Linked DNA regions of Homo sapiens: region 2 is linked to region 1. Evidence: chromatin loops called from intact Hi-C (ENCODE). Cell type or tissue: PC-9. All regions are shown on one strand. Each heading gives the region's core, and the rest is flanking DNA. Links, peaks and the distances in the headings are about the cores only.

Evidence for each region. A loop is a pair of places that touch in the nucleus more often than their neighbours do. Peaks named below come from ENCODE experiments on the same cell type or tissue, not always from the same donor. Only the 100,000 strongest peaks of a DNase experiment are listed, where the experiment ranks them.
Region 2: it touches region 1 in a loop (9-fold over the local background); 29 of 110 quality-filtered maps call a loop at or near these places.

The regions. Positions count from the first base shown.
Region 1 is chr1:159,932,827-159,941,151 of GRCh38, forward strand. It overlaps IGSF9 (immunoglobulin superfamily member 9), which reads right to left. Exons shown (of 21, transcript NM_001135050.2): 4 at 4,860-5,012; 5 at 3,928-4,082; 6 at 3,573-3,690; 7 at 1,855-1,996; 8 at 1,599-1,744; 9 at 1,364-1,506. Among named protein-coding and RNA genes, the nearest start is that of IGSF9, 8.6 kb to the right of the region's middle. RefSeq lists an enhancer at 2,152-2,652. In PC-9, for the core only: CTCF peaks have their summits at 3,776 (motif pointing right) and 3,982; no DNase peak of the experiment used is centred there; H3K4me3 peaks cover 613 bases; H3K27ac peaks cover 1,230 bases.
Region 2 is chr1:160,075,448-160,083,772 of GRCh38, forward strand. It overlaps KCNJ9 (potassium inwardly rectifying channel subfamily J member 9), which reads left to right and starts at 6,091. Exons shown (of 3, transcript NM_004983.3): 1 at 6,091-6,250. In PC-9, for the core only: CTCF peaks have their summits at 3,341 (motif pointing left) and 3,542; no DNase peak of the experiment used is centred there; H3K27me3 peaks cover 3,773 bases.

The sequences.
Region 1 (8,325 bases), core at 116-8,115:
GAGGGACCCCTCCCAATAGTGTGAGGCTGTGACTGCACAACTCCAGGGGGTGCCACTCACAGAAAATACACTGTGAATGGCCACCCCTGTAGTTGGGCCGCGTGGGGCTTCCTGCCTGCTGGGACTTCACCTGGCTCTCTTCCCAGCACTCCACAACTAAGTTCAGAGTCTTCCACCCAAAACCAGCTCCTATTTCTCTATTAAAGGGCCCGCCATCCTTCTTGCTGAAGTCTGCCTCCTCACGTTCCCTCACTCCCCCTGGTGAAATACTCACTAAGCCAGTCATCCTGGGAAGTCCCTTTTGTCAGAGCATGAGCCCATTCATCTTCATGTCCTCTGTAAATCAGACTCCATAACTCTCACCTGGGCCATTTCAGCAGCTTCAGAACCCCTCTTCCTATGTCCAGTATCTCCCGCTACATTCCACTGGGCAAGCTCAACCCCTGATCACAGCTCTGATCCTATCACACCAATGCTCAACAAATTCCAGTGGCTCCAACTGCCTGTAGACTTTTTTCTTAAATATTCAACAAAGATATACTGAGTACTATTGTTGTAGAAGCCCCAGGTACACTATGATGAAAAGATGCAATACTAGGCCTCAAAAATTTATAGTCTCTGCAGACAAAAGATCCCAATTGCCTTGGAATGAGGCAATAGTAACTTGGCATCCAGTTCTTCCTTTTGATGCTAACCTGTCTTTCCAGCTTTCTCTGCACCATTCATGTCCCTGCAGGCACTCCGGCTCCCACCCAATTGGACGATCCATGATTCCATAAACGTACTATACTACTTCCTGCCTCTTGACCCTGGTTTCTGCAAGGGAATGACTGTGTCCTCTTTGAGGCCCATCACCAAAGTCCCAGAATCTGTTGCTGGTCTATCCTCAACCACCCTAAGAGGAAGGCACGAGCTCCATCCCTGGCCTTCCAGACAGTGTTGCTGTCCTCTGCCCAGATGGTGCCCACTTTAAGGATGGATGCCTCCTTGCCCCTGCCCTCAACCCACTACCCCACACAGCACCTGGTAAGAAGTGTGTGTTCCCCCGGGACACACAATTTCCCAGTCATCACACGAAAGAAACTTCAGTTCTCCTTCTTGACTCTTTGCCATCATTTTCCCCAGAGATCATCTCTCTTCTTTCCCCAAAGAAGACACAAAACCACCACTTTAAACCATGGAAATTTTTCCTCAGGGGTTTTAAGTAGTTTCCTATGCAACATGTCTTATAACACAAATTAAATTCACAAAAGATGTGTGTCCCCAGTCACTGAACTGAATTAAACCGAGCTAACTCCACCCTGCTGTCCTGAGCAGAATAACGCCAAGCTAAGACCCTCCTTCCCCTGCCCCAAGCCTGTACCTTGTCCAGCTGCAGGGCCTTTCCATCCTTGGTCCAGCTGACAAAGAGCAGTGGGGGGTTGGCACGAACCGGGCAGCGGATCACCCCCGGCATGCCTATGGGCAGGGGTGTCTCAGGAGGCATAGCTGTCACCTGGGCTGGGTCTGGGGGAAAGTAGTGGCAAGTTGGGGGAGAGGGGCTTGGCCTGGCCCAGGGGAAGGGAGCAGGCTGAGGGAGAAGCTGGGGTCAGGCTTACAGAGCACAGTGAGGTAGGCAGAGGCTGAGGGTGGATGCAGGAGGCCATTGCTGGGCACACAGGTGTAGCAGCCGGCATCATCAGGCTGGGTGGCCAGCAGCCGCAGGCTCCCGTCCACCAGGATCCGCACCCGGGGCTGCAGGCGGCTGCAATGTGGCATGTGTGAGGAGGGGTCCAGGCCTTGCCCAGCCAAGCGGCTCTTCAGAGACTGTTTGTGAATTCCCCACCTCCACCTTCCTAATGAGGGTGACCCCACCTAATGTGGAAGACATTGATGTTGTCCTGGAACCAGCTGTAGGTGAGGTTAGCAGGGTATGCCTCAGCATGGCAGGCCAATGAAACATCCTGGGAGGCATTGACTGTGCTGTTCTTGGGGGGCACCACGATGACTGGGGGTCCTGTGGGATGCACAAGGGGAGGAAGGTGGCCTCAGCCCACAGTCTTCCCAGAACCCTGAGGTCACCTCTACAACTCTTCCCAGCTCTGCTCTCTGGAATCTTAGGGCTCGTTGTTACAGGGCTTTGGGGAGTGGAAGCAGAAGCTTCCCCCTGTATGTAACAAGAATTCATCCTCTCCCTGAGACCCATTCTTCTTTCCAAATTCTCTCTGTTCCATCAAGAGCAACTCCATTCATGCAGTTCCACTGCCTAGGAATGGTGTGTGTGTTTGGGGGAGTCAGTTTAACTCTGCTCATTTACCATTTGTATCCCTGCTTGTCACCTCTTGAATTACTTCTCTGTCTCTGGCCCTAACCCAGGTGCCCAATACCTCACCTCAAGATGCTGCAGCAGCCCCTGACTCCAGGCTCCCCTGCAGCTGCCACTCTAATGGCCATTCATACAGAAACAGCCCCTTGAGCCACAGAACACTTCTGCTCAGGAACCTGCAACAGCACCTGGCTCCTACTACACTAAGCTCAAACCCAGCCCTGTGGACCCCTGCGATCCAAACCCTCCCTACGTGGCCAGCCATCTTTCCATATGTCAGCCCTCATGAACTCTTTCAGGTCAGTATGGGCAGCTGGCTGTCCCCCATCTCCATGCCTTTGCTCCCTGCACCCCCGGTCTGGAATGCCCCTCCCAAGGGCCTGGCCGCGCCACATACCTCCTGCAAAAGCACCTCTGGCTACTACAGTTCCACTACTCCTTCCCCTCTCTGGGCCGGTACCGCATGAGCAGTCAGTAAGAAGAGGTCATGATGCGAGCTGACACAACAGAGCACTGACTGCATGCGGGACACTGAGTGCTAAGCACTTTACCTGCACGACCTCGTTTAATCCTCACCAAAAGCTTTGTGGTGGGAATTGTCTCCATTTTCTAGATGAAGAAGTGAAGGCTCAGAGGCAGAGAGATTGTGAGGTGATTGCCCAAGGACAGCAGGAGAGGCAACATTCATATTAGGCTTCCTGATGCCACAGACGACACCTTTAACCATTACCCGGCACTGCCTTTCTTACAGTACCACGGACAGCAACACTTCCCTGTTTCCCCAATTAGTCTCACTTCCCCACAAAGATAATAGGCTCTATGAAGGCACAGTCCAGGCCTTCTGCTTCTCAGTTTCCCTTCTAAAGGAAGGATCTTGGCCAGGAATTACCATGTGCCAGTGACTGGGCTCAGCTGCACCTAAGTAAATTCTTGTAACACACCTGAGAGGTAGAGATGAGTCTCTTTATAAAGATGAAGAAACTGGGACTCAAGGAGTTAACTGGCTCACAGCCTAACACAAGCACCCATGTCCTTTCCACTATAACACACTACTGGGCACTAAGATCGCTTTGTCTGCTTACTGAGCCTTTTAAAATTAAGGTGCTGGTTTCAGAGCAACAGCCTGCATTGGGAACCCCCTTAGCTTCCACGGGCCCTGCCCTCAGGCACAAATCTCCCTCCTATCTTGCTGTGAACCAATTCAGCCACAGGTCACAGCCCCCTTGCATAGGTAACCCTGGACCCCAGCCCTCCCGCCAGAGAGCACCTAGCACTAGCAGCTGGGTGGCGTGGGTGGCGCTGCCCTCAGTGCTGGAGGCTTGGCAGGTGTAGACCCCAGAGCTGCCTCGCTCTACCCGGCGGATCCGCAGCGTCCCGTTCTGCACCTAGGGAAGGAGTGGGTGAGGAAGAGTCCTTTCCCCTGCCAGCCTCAGATCCTGCACTTCCGAGTTTGGCCAGCAGAGGGAGGCAGCACCCCAGGCTCGGGGCAAACAATGCCAAGCCCTTCTTCTGGCCCATCCTCCAGCCTGGCCTTTGCCTCCTCTGTCCTCTGGCCCCACTGCCAGGCCCCCACCTTCCCTTCACACTCTATATGGCTCACTCTGTCCACCCCCAGGACTCACTTGCACCTGGCCCTGGCCCTGGCCAAGGTCCTTTCCTCGGAGCTTCCACGTCACATGAGGCAGGGGGCTGCCACGGGCCACACAACGCAGGGTCACAGGCTCCAGTTCCTGCACTTCCAACACAGCAGGAGGTGTCTCCTGGAATTGAGGGGGTGCTGCAAGGGAGACAGGCATCAGGGGCCCCAGTGGGGCTGTCAGCCCAAAAAGCAGTGTCCAAGGGCCAGGGAGACCACTCAGGGCTCCAGCCTGCTGCCCACCCACCAGCCCTGCCTCATAGGAGTCCTCAGCCCAGGGCCACCCTGTCTACTGCACCCAGGCCAAATGAGGATTCTGTCAACCCACCCCCACACACTGGCCTGGGGCTGAACCCAGGTTGGATGTCCAGAGCCTGGGGGAGAGCCAAGCCCCCTCAGGAGGAGCACTGTTCTGGGAGTGAGGAGGCCTGGGTCCTAGACTCTGCTCTGCCACTAATCAGTGGCATGACTCAGCCTCACCTATGCAATGGGAATGATTATGACCTCCTTCCTACTTAGGAGTGAGAGATAAATAATAAGGGCTTGGGTGAAAAGGTATTTTGAAAACACAAGGTGCTATATATATGTGAGCTGTGTTTCACTCAGGGCCCAAGAGCCCCTCTCTCCCACCCACTTCCCTGGCCAGGGAAGCAGGAGGGAAGAGAAAGAGGGAGTTCCTGACACCGAGCCTAGAAGGCTGATTGAATTTATATTTGAAGAACTGAAAAGGGCAGGAGTGTGGGGGAGGGGTGAGATGCAACTACTAAGTGAGCAAACAAGGGCTCTCAGGAAGGGTGGGGCATCAGAGCTGTTTGTGGGATGGAAATAGAACTCCCTCTTCCCCTTTCTCCCACCAGCCAGAGATCCCCATCCTCCTCCTCCCCGTCCTTCTCCACCACCTGCCCCCCAGCTTCATACAATTGACTGTCAGATGCACCCAGGAGCCGTTAGCAAAATCGTCTTCAGGGATGTGCTGGTCCAGGAAGAACACGCGGCACTCGTACCAGCCCTGGTCTTCCACCCGGAGACCCTCAATCTGGAGAGAGGCCCCCTTCTGCAGCCGGACTCGTCCTGGGGGAGGAGCCCTGAATCAAGGGTGCTGAAGGAACCCCATGGAAGCCCCAGTCCCCTGGTCACACTGGTAATTCTTAGAGGTAAGAACAGGCTCAGTCTCTCCCAGTTACTCTGAGTGTGGGGTCCAGAGAGACGCAGATGAGGTTGGGGTCATTCAGGACAGGTCCCTCCATTCGGCCCCTCTGACCACTCTTGCCATTCGACAGCTGGGACCCTGTCTAGACAAAGAGAAACCTAGGGGGACAGCAGGTGGACAAAACCTTCCCCTGAACTGCACTCGGTGTCTAGGACTGTTGGGGAAGGAAGTGAAGAGCCAGCATGTAGTCTCCTCTGGACTCTTACAGGATCTGTCCACCTCTGGGCTCTTTATGTAGGGGAAGGTGTGAGCTCCTGGGAGTACTCCTGATAGAGGACTGTTTCCCTGAAAACCTCAGCAGTGTTTGAGGCCCTAGCAGGGGGAACCCAGACCCCGCCTGCCAAAGCCCCTAATCCCTCAGGGCTATTATCAGCAGCCTAAGCGCCTTAGGGTGGCCAGAGTCCAGCCCAGCAAGCAGCAAAGTCAGCAGCCTCCTCGCCCTATCCTCTCCATGCCCCGGGGCACTCCAGTCCCAGCTGGCTGATCACATACACTTCCACAAAGCCACACAACCACAGCACAACCAGACACCTCAATCCCACTCTTAGTCAGCATCCACACCACACTGCCAGGCTCAGACCGAGGGTGCCTACCCAAGCCCTCAGCACCCTCCCTGGATGCAACTATGCACCCCAGACAGCTTCATGGGTCCCTGGCAGTGTAGCCTCGTGATACAAGCACACACTTGGGAGCCAGATAGACCTAGGCATGAGTCCAGCTCGACTGTGTACTCTTTTGGGCAAGTTACTTAACCTCTCTCAATTTCAGTTTCCTCATCTGTAAAAAGAAGAGAAAGAAACAAAATTGGGGTGGGGTGGAGGAGAGAAATAATGTAGGGAAGGCATGTAGCATGGTGCCTGGCATCAGTGGATGCTCAAATAAAAGTTGTTGAACAAATAAATGAGCTCTAGATTTGAAATCAGAAAGCTGCACTCAAGTCCTGACCCTGTCCCTAAACTGATCACACGTCACCTTCCTTTTCTCTTCCTGCACCACCACACACCAAGTCACCTTATCAGGAACCTGGCATCTCCTAGATTCCTCGATTACCTCCCATATCTACTTGCTCATTAGGTTTTTCAAATCCTACCTCCTAAACATTTCCCCTTCTCTGCTGTCCTCACCTTTACACCTGTGGCATGTCTCACCTGGGTTTCTCCAACAGCCTACTTGCCAGTCTCCCTGCCTCCAGCCTCCTCCCCTCTACATCACATTGCTCATCCCCACCTTGACCTCTGCTATGAACAAATGGAGCTTTCTTTTTTTTTAGAGACAGGGTCTCACTCTGTTGCCCAGGTGGAGTACAGTGGTTTGATTGTAGCTCACTGCAGCCTCGAACTCCTGGCCTCAATCGATCCTCTTGCCTCAGCCTCTCAAGTAGCTAGTAGTACAAGCACGTGTCACCATGCCTGGCTAATTGTTTAATTTTTGAAGAGAGGGGTCTTGCTATGTTGCCCAGGCTGGTTTCAAACTCATGGCCTCAAGGGATCCTCCTGCCTCAGCCTCCCAAAGCGCTGGGATTAAGCTGTGAGTCACTGTGCCTGGCTGCATTTTCTTAATCTTATGTTGTTTGCAAATGCAGCTCCAAGTCCCTTTGCATAGTGTCCACTCCAGCTCTTCCTAATGCTAGAAATTCTGAAGCTGTGAAAGTGCTCAGCCCCTCCAGTTTGCTTCCATTCTACCTCTAGAGTGATCTGTTTCAGAAATAAGAAAATCTATTTCAGAAAGAAGAGAAGGATCAAGTTGAGGCAGGCTTTGTGATCTTAGCCAAGAGTCTTTTTCTACTTAGAATGAGTTCCAGGGTGTGGATTCTCTAGGATGGGTGGACCTGCTTAAAGGGCTAGGTGTTGAAATCCCCACCCCGGAGATAAGACTAGGCCCAGCGGGTAAATATTTAACATCATCATACCCTTCCACCCACTGTCAGGATTCCTCAAGAAAGCTAATCTGCCTGGCCGCTAAGCCCTGCAGACCCCAGACTGCAACCTCTTCTGTGTCCCACATGATACTTTTCATTATAGCTCTACAAAGAAGGAAGAAGAGGGAAGGAAGATTGAGTGTGGAATACAGGCCATCTAATATTAGGCGTTGTCACCATATTTAATCCTCCCAAGAATTCCATTGTAGCTGAAGGAATTAATGTTAAGTTTCTTTCCAAAATCACATGGCTAGTAAGTGACAAAGCCAGGCTTCTTTCTCCAGACGCGGCGTGCTTTCCATGGACACGGGTGTTAGGACCGAGTGCTGTTCAGGGCACTGGGGGTAATCTATGTATTCTCACTTGGGAGATGCTGGTAGCCAATGGGTAACAGTCCAAATGTTACTCAGAATATCCAAAGAAGCATACTGCATGTCCTAGCTTTTCTGTGACAGCTGGACTGCTAGACCTGTAGTGTTACAGAACAGGAAGATCGCCAGCAGGGCAGCCCTGAGTCCTCCTGAGTCCTGGGCCCACCTCCTGGAGGCCTCCCTCCACCTGCAGGGCTAAAGCCTGTTGACTTCAGATCTTCCCATATGCAGCGGCGTGTGAAGAAAACAGGAGACACAGTCTCTGCTCTCTTAAGCTCTCGGAAGGCAGGGAACCCACAGTCACCTAAATGGGCAAGTTCACGTCCACACATCCACAAAGAAGTTCAAAAAATGGTGCTAACTGCGCCCAGACATTGCACTATGAAGCAAGAGGAGTAAGGAAGGCTTCTGGGAAGCTGTGACTGGGCAGAGGATTAAGAATAAAAGGTGGTGAGGGGAGGTGACTAGAGCAAGCAGGGGAGTTCTAAGTGGAGAACGAGGTCACTGATTTTTATCAAACAACTCAGGGCAGAGAAAAAAATGCACATCCCTTCTGCTGTGTGGGGCATCTTGAAAATCCCAAGAAATACAGCACAAAAGCCCATCCTGCCATTTTAATGAGTTGGTCTAAGACCCACCTTAGGAAAGCTGGTGTCCACTAAGCCTAACCTTCCTTCCCTCCAGAGGCCTGGTCATGGGTTCACACCACACAGGCACTGTGCAGGCACAGGCTGGGGCGCTTTACACACAGCAGCTAACTGAATCCTCCTCTTTAGTCCTAGCTTGTTTTATATTGCTTTCACTCCATGGCATCGTTGATAAATCCAGTCTCCTCTACTAGATGCTTCTAGAGTCCTCAAAGATGGGAAGCCTTCCCTTCTGTGT
Region 2 (8,325 bases), core at 169-8,168, 140 kb after region 1:
AATCAGAGTGAGGATAGAGTCGGGTGGGACTGGGCAGTTAGAAAGACTTTATAAGTCCTTGAACAGCAGGGGTGGGAGCTTGTGGAAAAGTACACAGGTAGCTTCAACAGCACTGTAATGTTCTGAATTTAAAAGAGTGATTTAAATTGAGTTTTTGTTCTTAAATTATGCTTTATAACATATAGACATATGTCCACCATCTATATTCTTTTGTACATATCAAATGTCAGGTTTTCATTTTTAAATTTGTTTGCAAAAGAGAAGTCCTAGGACAGTCTCTAGGAGCCCAGTAGGGAATCAGTAATAAGGGGCATAGGACACTAATATTTGTGAGTGTTTACTACATCAGATAGATCAGAAGATGGGGAAACTGAAGTTCTGAGGAGTTAAGTGGTTTGCCTATGGTAACATAGCTGGAAAGTGTTTTGAGATTTGAATCCACATATATTTGACCCCAAAGCTTGTCTCAGAATAATGCCAGAGGGAATTTGCACGTTTTAAACACAATCTTGCCAACCAGAGGCTATGACCCCTGAGTACATGTTGGTATGAAAAATTCCCCAGAATTACAACATCCAATGTCCACCATGAAACATGACAGAGGAAACTTCTCTTTTTGAGGACCCCTCTCTCTTCTTTCAGTTTCCCAACTTGCGTCTTCCTTATTCTCCTCCATTTCTCCTTTCAGACTCACTGCTTCCAGCTTTGGCCTCATCTCTACTTTTACTTCATTTATAATGGGGCAGAGGCTACCTCAGAGCAGAGGAGGAGGAGAGTTGGGGTGTGTCACCTGTTTTAGAAAGAATCCACAAGTGGGCAGCAGTCTGAGGGGCTTGCGCTGGGCAAAGCAGATGTGGACAGAGGGAATCAGGAAAGCTTTGGGTTGGGAGGCATGATAGAGACTCAGAATAGTTAGTATTTAACAAGTCAGGGGAAGTGGCTAGAAAGAACAGAGACACTGGCATGGCTCACCACAGGATTCAGGATTCCAAGTGGCGTTTTGGTGCTCACATCCCACAGTGCTGAACAAATTCCATTAGTAGTGGAGCATCTCATAGCTGAATGACTCAGGCCGCAGAGGAGAAATCCAAGAGAAGGACTGAGCTACATTCCCCTAGTCACTAACGAATCATTATGTAAGTAGATCACCCCCTTTAAATAAATGCAATATACACAAACCCACATTTATAAGACATAATTTAGGGAATAGTTAGTTACCTACTAAAGAATTCTTTCCTTTAAAAAAGAAAAACATGGCCAGGCACGGTGGCTCATGCCTGTAATCCCAGCACTTTGGGAAGCCAAGGTGGGTGGATCACCTAAGGTCAGGAGTTCAAGACCAGCCTGGCCAACATGGTGAAACCCCATCTCTACTGAAAATACAAAAAAAAAAAAAAAATTAGCCAGGCATAGTGGTGTGTGCCTGTAATCTCAGCTACTCAGGAGGGCGAGGCAAGAGAATCACTTGAATCCGGGCGGTGGGGGTTGCAGTGAGCGGAGATCGCGCCACTGCACTCCAGCCTGGGCAACAGAGCGGAACTCTGTCTCAAAAAGGAATAAAAAAAAAGGAAAAAAGAAAAAAACAAATTTCTCTAACTAGGGACTTCTAGTACCTTTCCAGTTGGGTCCAATTGATAGAAATTCCATTAACATCCAATGCACTGTGATAGGAGGGAGGCAACTGGGAATAAAGAAACACGAGGAATCTCGAGTCGGGTGGCCTGAGTCTTAGTCCTGACTATGTTCTTGGGACCTATTCCTACCTGTAAAGTAAGGGCTAATCCTGTACCACCTCTAACCGTCATATAACTTTTAAATCTTAGCCTATCTCTACCCAGTCCTATAAAGCAAGATAGAACTCTGTGTGAAGGCTTCTGATCCTCCTGCTCTGCTGAAAGTAGCCAGAAAGGCAGCAAGCTCCTCAGCCTCAGGAACCCAGCCTGAGGCAAGGGGCTGGCTGAAATTGCCTCCGTCTGGCCTGGAGCTGTGCTCTGCTTCTCCCCATTTCACTCTAATCTTCAGCTTCAGTCATTTGCCACATCTACTCCTTCAACCATATCTTTCCTCTGCTCTGAGTTTTCTAGAGCCCCATCCCCCTTGAATTTATACAAATTTTTGCAATCAACCAGATTGGCCTCCCTGCTCCACTAAACTCATATCCTCAACTGTCTGCTGTCTTCCCCATCATGCTTCCTCTTCCACTTGCCAGATTTTGCACAAGATGTCTCATGATCTTGTCCAGGGAAGCCTCCCCAGTTTGGCTGATCTCAGGGCTGCCACAAAGGCACCTGCTGATGGGGCAAGTTGAGGACTGAACTGCATTCAGCTTGCCAATTCCTGCACCCAGCTCAGAGCTGTGTCTGCTGGAGGAAGGGAACCTTTTATTTTCTCCCAAAAGTATCACCTGTTCCCTGTTCTCCAAGTGACAGGCCACAGTAGGCTCTTTTTAAGCTCTTTTCCTATTTTGCACCACGGTTCCTTTTTTTTTTTTTTTTTTTTTTTTTTTTTTGAGACAAGGTCTCACTCTGTTGTCCAGGCTGGAGTGCAGTGGCGCAATCACGGCTCACTGCAGCCTTGAGCTCCCAGGCTCAGGTGATCCTCCCACCTCAACCTCCAAGGTGGCTGGGACCACATGCACATACCACTACACCCATCTAATTTTGTATTTTTTGTAGAGACAGGGTTTCGCCATGTTGCCCAGGCTGGTCTCCATCTCCTGGGTTCAAGCGATCCGTGTACCTCAGCCTCCCAAAGTGCTGGGATTATAGGTTCGAGCCACCGTGCCAAGCCAAAAGCTAGAATCTTGTCTATGCTTTTGTGTCCTGGTGCCTGGGAAAACTTTTTTTCTCCTGCCTCAGTTCAGCTCAGTGATAAATAAGGAACTGAGGTTAGATAACAGGTAAAGTCTAGGACCTGCAGGATGAGTGAATCAGGTGAGGGAGTGGTAGTCTTCTTCCTTGTCAGCCAGGCTAGGTTCAGGGGCACCTGGACTGAGGCGAGGGGCTGGCTGAAATTGCCTTGTGGAGGGCCCTGCCAGTGATGCCCCCTCCAGCAAATAGGGCCAGCTCTATGCAAATGTGTTCTTGCCCAGGAGTTTGGTTTCTTCTCTCTGAGCTCCTGGCACAGTGGAACCAATGTGAGCAGCTGCTTGGCAGGACAGAGAAGGGCAGGCTAGCAGTCCCAAAGCTCGGGTGACAGGACCAGGCCCAGGAGACGGGGATGTTGACTGGGGCTTTAACAGCACTCTTGATGCCAATCTCGGGCTGAAAACTCGATATTTCCACTTGGAACAACAAGAATCACCAGCAAGAGAGCTGAGGAGAGGGCAGTATACCGGGGGCGCCCCCTGCAGGCCTCACAGGGTGGTGCCAGAACAGAGGAAGGTGGCACAGGCAGGGTGGGGCTTTCAGGACATCCCTGAGATGATGGTGATGACAGTGACAATGATGATGACCATGAAGAAGACAATGAGGAGGAGGAAGAGGAAGACAGTAGCTAGCATTTACTGAGTACTAACAATGTGTCAGGCATTGCCTTATGTAGTCTTCATGACAACCCTCTAAGAGATGAATAATATGGTTTTCTTTTTTTTAGATGAAGAATCTGAGGTTTAACGGGTTAAATAATTGCTCAGGTTCACCCAGCTAGTAGTGGACAGAGGTGGGATTTGAACCCAAGTCATTGCCTCCTGAGCTTATATTATCCAGTACCGAATTTCCCACCTTGCCAGGTCATTCCAGGAGCTTCTAGCCCTCCGTGTCCATCTCTATGTCTTCCTGCTCCTCTAGCTCATATTTTCTTGATCCAAATTTAAAGGATCTGGATAAGAATAGATCCATATCTGGGATATAATAATACTGATAACAACAGCAACAACACTTTGCGTTTGTAAACCACTTTCTTCTCTTCATTATTTCCCTGGGGAAAAATAAACAATAAGATATTTCTGTTTCTCCAAATTTTGTTCTGATTTTTATCAGTGTTCCTGAAGCTATTTCAATATAGTCATGATCAATTTCTAAGAATATTTTTAGGTTCTGCTTTTTTATGTAACAGTGTGTTATATACACATTCACATATTTAAACACAGCAATTATTATGGCTTTACAGTAACCCATGATATTAATATTCCACAGATATTACATTACTGAGGCACACTAGGCTAAGGCTGACAACACCAAATGCTGGCAGGAATGTGGAGCAACAGGAACAGGAATTCGTGGCTGATGGGAATGCAAAATGGTACAGCTACTTTGGAAGAAAGTGTGGCAGTTTCCTAAAAAACTAAACATACTCTTACCATACGATCCAGGAATCATGCTCCTTGGTATCTACCCAAAGGAGATGAAAACTTACGTCCACATGAAAATCTGCCGATGGATGTTTATAGCAGCTGTATTCATCATGGCCAAATCTTGAAAGCAACCGAGATGTCCTTCAGTAGGTAAATAGATAAATAAACCATGGCCATCCTGAAATGGAATATTATTCAGTGCCAAAAAGAAATGAACTACAAAGCCATGAAAAGACATGGAGGAACCTTAAATTTACATTACTAAGTGAAAGAAGCCAATTTGAAATGGCTACATATTGTACAATTCCAACGACATGACATTCTGGAAAAGGAAAATTATGGAAACAGGAAAAAGAGCAGTTGTTGCCAGGGGTTAGGGAAGGGGGATTGACTAGGCAGAGCATAGAGGACTTTTACAGCAATGAGACTATAATGGTGGATACACATCATTATATATTTGTCCAAACCCACAGAGTGTACAACACCAAAAGTGAACCCTAATGTCAGCTATGGACTTTGGGCGATTATGATGTCAATGTAGCTTCATCACTTGTAACAAATGTGCCATTCTGGTGGATGTGTGGGGACAGGGGGCATACGGAAAATCTCTATAACTTTCCTCTCAGTTTTGCTCTGAATCTAAAACTACCCTTTAAGAAGTCTTCTTTTAAAACAATTTACAAAGCATGAGGTGATACAGATGTGGGAGTTTGGCTCCTGTCTCTGCCCAACTCTGTGACATTCGATAAATTACTTAACATGTCTCTGTTTCAGTTTCCTCATCTATAACTGGGAAAAATAACACCTGTCTTATAGAGTTGCCATGGGGATGACATGAGGCATGTGTCTCGTTCATATCCCATGCTCAGTGAATTAGTAGCAGCAGCCACTGTGTGTTTGTGTGTCTTTATCCCTCCTGGGTTAATGAGCTCCTTGTGGGCAGGGACTCACCCATTCTGTAACCACCCCATCTAACACACTGCCTGGCACTTGGGCTCCGCAGAAGTTTGCCGAGTGAATACTTAGTAAGCCCTAACCTAGGCTTTTCTCTCTGGTGGACATTTGGGTTGTTTCTAGGGTTTTTGCTATGAATAAAACACATTTCAAAGCCCTTTGTGGTTTTTTTGGTTTTTGTTTGTTTGTTTTTTCTTCGTTTGATCTGCTGACTCTGTGAAGCAGGCAGAAAGGGGATATTTGCTCTTGTCCACACCCTGGTACAGATGGAATAACTGTGGCTCAGGGAAGTGAAGTGACTCCTATGGGACACAGTGCAAATCAGTGGCAATAATTAGAACCCCTGACCCTGCCTCCCTTCCTTTAGTAGATCTATTTTCCTTCTAGCTACCGCCTTCTGGATCCATGGCCTCTCCAAAACTAGACCATGATGGTCAGCCTGACCTGAGAGCAGCACCTGCACGCAGAGACCCATGTTGAAGGTGGTGAGCTGCCAGCTACCAGATGGCCCTCTGAAACCCCAGGGAACCTAGCACCTTATTCTCAAATACATGAGGGCTTGTATTTTCCCCCAGGAAGGAGCTTCTTAGGAAAGAGCCAGCGTGCCAGCTTTGTTTTTCTTTCTTCTTCTTTTTTTTTTTTTCCTATGAGGGGGTGAGGAGCCAAGCTCTGAGTTGTCCAGGAGGAGGGACTTTGGCTAAAAATAGCTATGGCGTGTGGTTTGGATCAACCCCTAGTGGTACCCAGGACTGGGGAGGGGAGGGGGATGCTCTGGAGCTGTCGCCAGACTGGTTGCCGTGGAAACAAGAGAGGAGCAGGGGAGCCTGGGAAGTAGGGATGACACAGATAGCAAGTCCTAGTCAGAGCTGCCGCTACATTTAGGAGAAACAGCGGTGTCTGCGGCTCCCACCCTTCGGGGGGCCCGTGGGGGGGGCGGTGTCAGGGGCATGGACGCCACCCCCCAGGGGTCTCTGCTGCCGGCTACTCTCCTCTCCACGTGCTGTGAGTTGAGTTGCGGGGGACTTGGGGTTTGGGCCCCTATTTCCAAGGCAAGTGGGGGTTTGGGAGGAGCTGGTTCTTGGGGGAGTTTTCACCAGGTCTCTCCTTCCAAAAAATGAGCCCCCTTACTCCCCAGCTCTCTAGAGGGAGGAAGAGGGGCCCAGGAAAAGTGGTATTGCAATCTTCTGCAAAGGGGTCATAGCATGCACAAGAAATGAGGAGTAGGTTGGAGGAACTGAAATTCTTGGAGGGAAGATGGAGAAATCAAGTCCTTGATCTTGAGATAGAGGTAACAATTTCACACTTTTCCTTCCCCTGAGAAAAGTGCAGTCCCCCACTCAGGAAGACAGGATGTGGGACACATTCAAAATAAGGTTTACCTAGATCCCTGGGGCAATGGAGAGTGAGAGAGTTCTGGGGGTGATCCGACATCGGGGTTCCTTCCCCATCCCTGGGCAGAGAGATCTGTCTAGGCAAGCCGACTGGGGGTCAGATTACCTAAGACCCTGAGAGAACATCTGGAAGCCCACCTGGGACTAAAGCTAGGATAATGGGAGCAGGGTCGTTTTCTGCATGACCTGGGGTCTCTGAGCCAGTCAATGCTTACTCTTCCTGAGGACATCTGAGCTTCAGGGAAGGAAAAGGAAGCCCATTGTTGGGGGCAGGGGAAACCCTAATCTTCCATTGCCATGGGGCTCTTGGACCCTGTGTCCCCTGACTCCATGGACAATAAATGCAGGGGGTGCCCCTAAGCTCAAAGCCATTTCATTTTGATTTCTCTTCCTACCTTCTCTACCCCAAGACACACAAACACACACACACACACCCTCTCCAGAGTGCTGACTGCAGAGGACCTCACCCCAGAACATAAGATGCTGGAGTGCTAGGTTTAGAGTCACATACCCAGGCAGTTTCTCCCCAGGACCTGGTCAACCATCCAGGCCATCTGTGGTTCCTATGGCACACTCCTCCATCCCCCACCCACTAGCCAGCCCACGTTTCCGTGGAGTGGGAGGAGAGGATCATTCCCAGGAAAGAGAAGGGAAGGTGGAAGAGTCCCAAATCCTATTCTAAACCTTTCCCTGTATGGTCCATATCTCCTAGAGGACCCTGGGTGCTTTGGGGAAGGGCTCTGGACCTCTCTCAGAGCAGATTGCAGCTCAGAGAGCTCCTCAGAGGCAAGCATGTGAAGAAAAATCAGGTGGGCTTCGCTTGGAATGTGGGCTTTGGGGCATATGGCAGGTGGGGGCGGGGCTGGTGTTAGGATAGTCCATGGGAAGTAAGAGGCTGGGGGAAAATATAACTAGAGGGAGTGGGGAAATAAATGTGGGTGCTTAGTGCTTCACCTGATCTGATTCCATGTCTCTCATGAAGAATAGGATCCCAGAGGGATACGAGCCTAACTCTTTATAACTCTGGGCTTCCTTTCCCAGGCTTCTGTGTTGGGATCTTCCAGTTCCCCTCCCCATTTGCAGGCTGTCTCCACTAGGAGAAAAAACCCAAGGGAAATGAGGCTGGCCCAAGAGCAGCAGTGATCGTGGGTAGGTCTCAGGGAGGATTTCTAGTGGGAATTTCCTAATGTTCCACCCTTGTGCACTGGAGGGTTTCCACTGACTTTCCACAGCTTTCATTTCTTTCTCGTTTGTAAGCATGTTGAGGGGAGGGAATGGAGCGGAGTGAGTGAGGTCCAAGGAGGGAAGAATGAGAAAGACTGTGTATCAGTCTTGGGGTGAACTTCAAAACAGCCTGCGAGGAGAGCCATTGGTGGCTGCACTGGCTACAGCTGGGGAAGGGATGGTGGAAGTCCTTAGGGCAGGGAGGGCTCCATTACCCGCCTGCCCCCCTCCCCAAAAAGCCCCCAGTCTATTGATTTCAGGAAATCACTAGGGGGATCTGGGCCTGGGTCTTTGGCCCCGGGGCTGCCCCTGAGGTGCTGCACACCCCAGCTGGAGGTGATGGCACCAAAATATCTGGTACCTCCTTCCCCTGAAAATCATCGTGGAACTTGCACAGTTCTATCCAGTTCAGGTACATCATTCCATTTGACCCTCACAACTTTCTGAGCCTGGGGGGCAGTT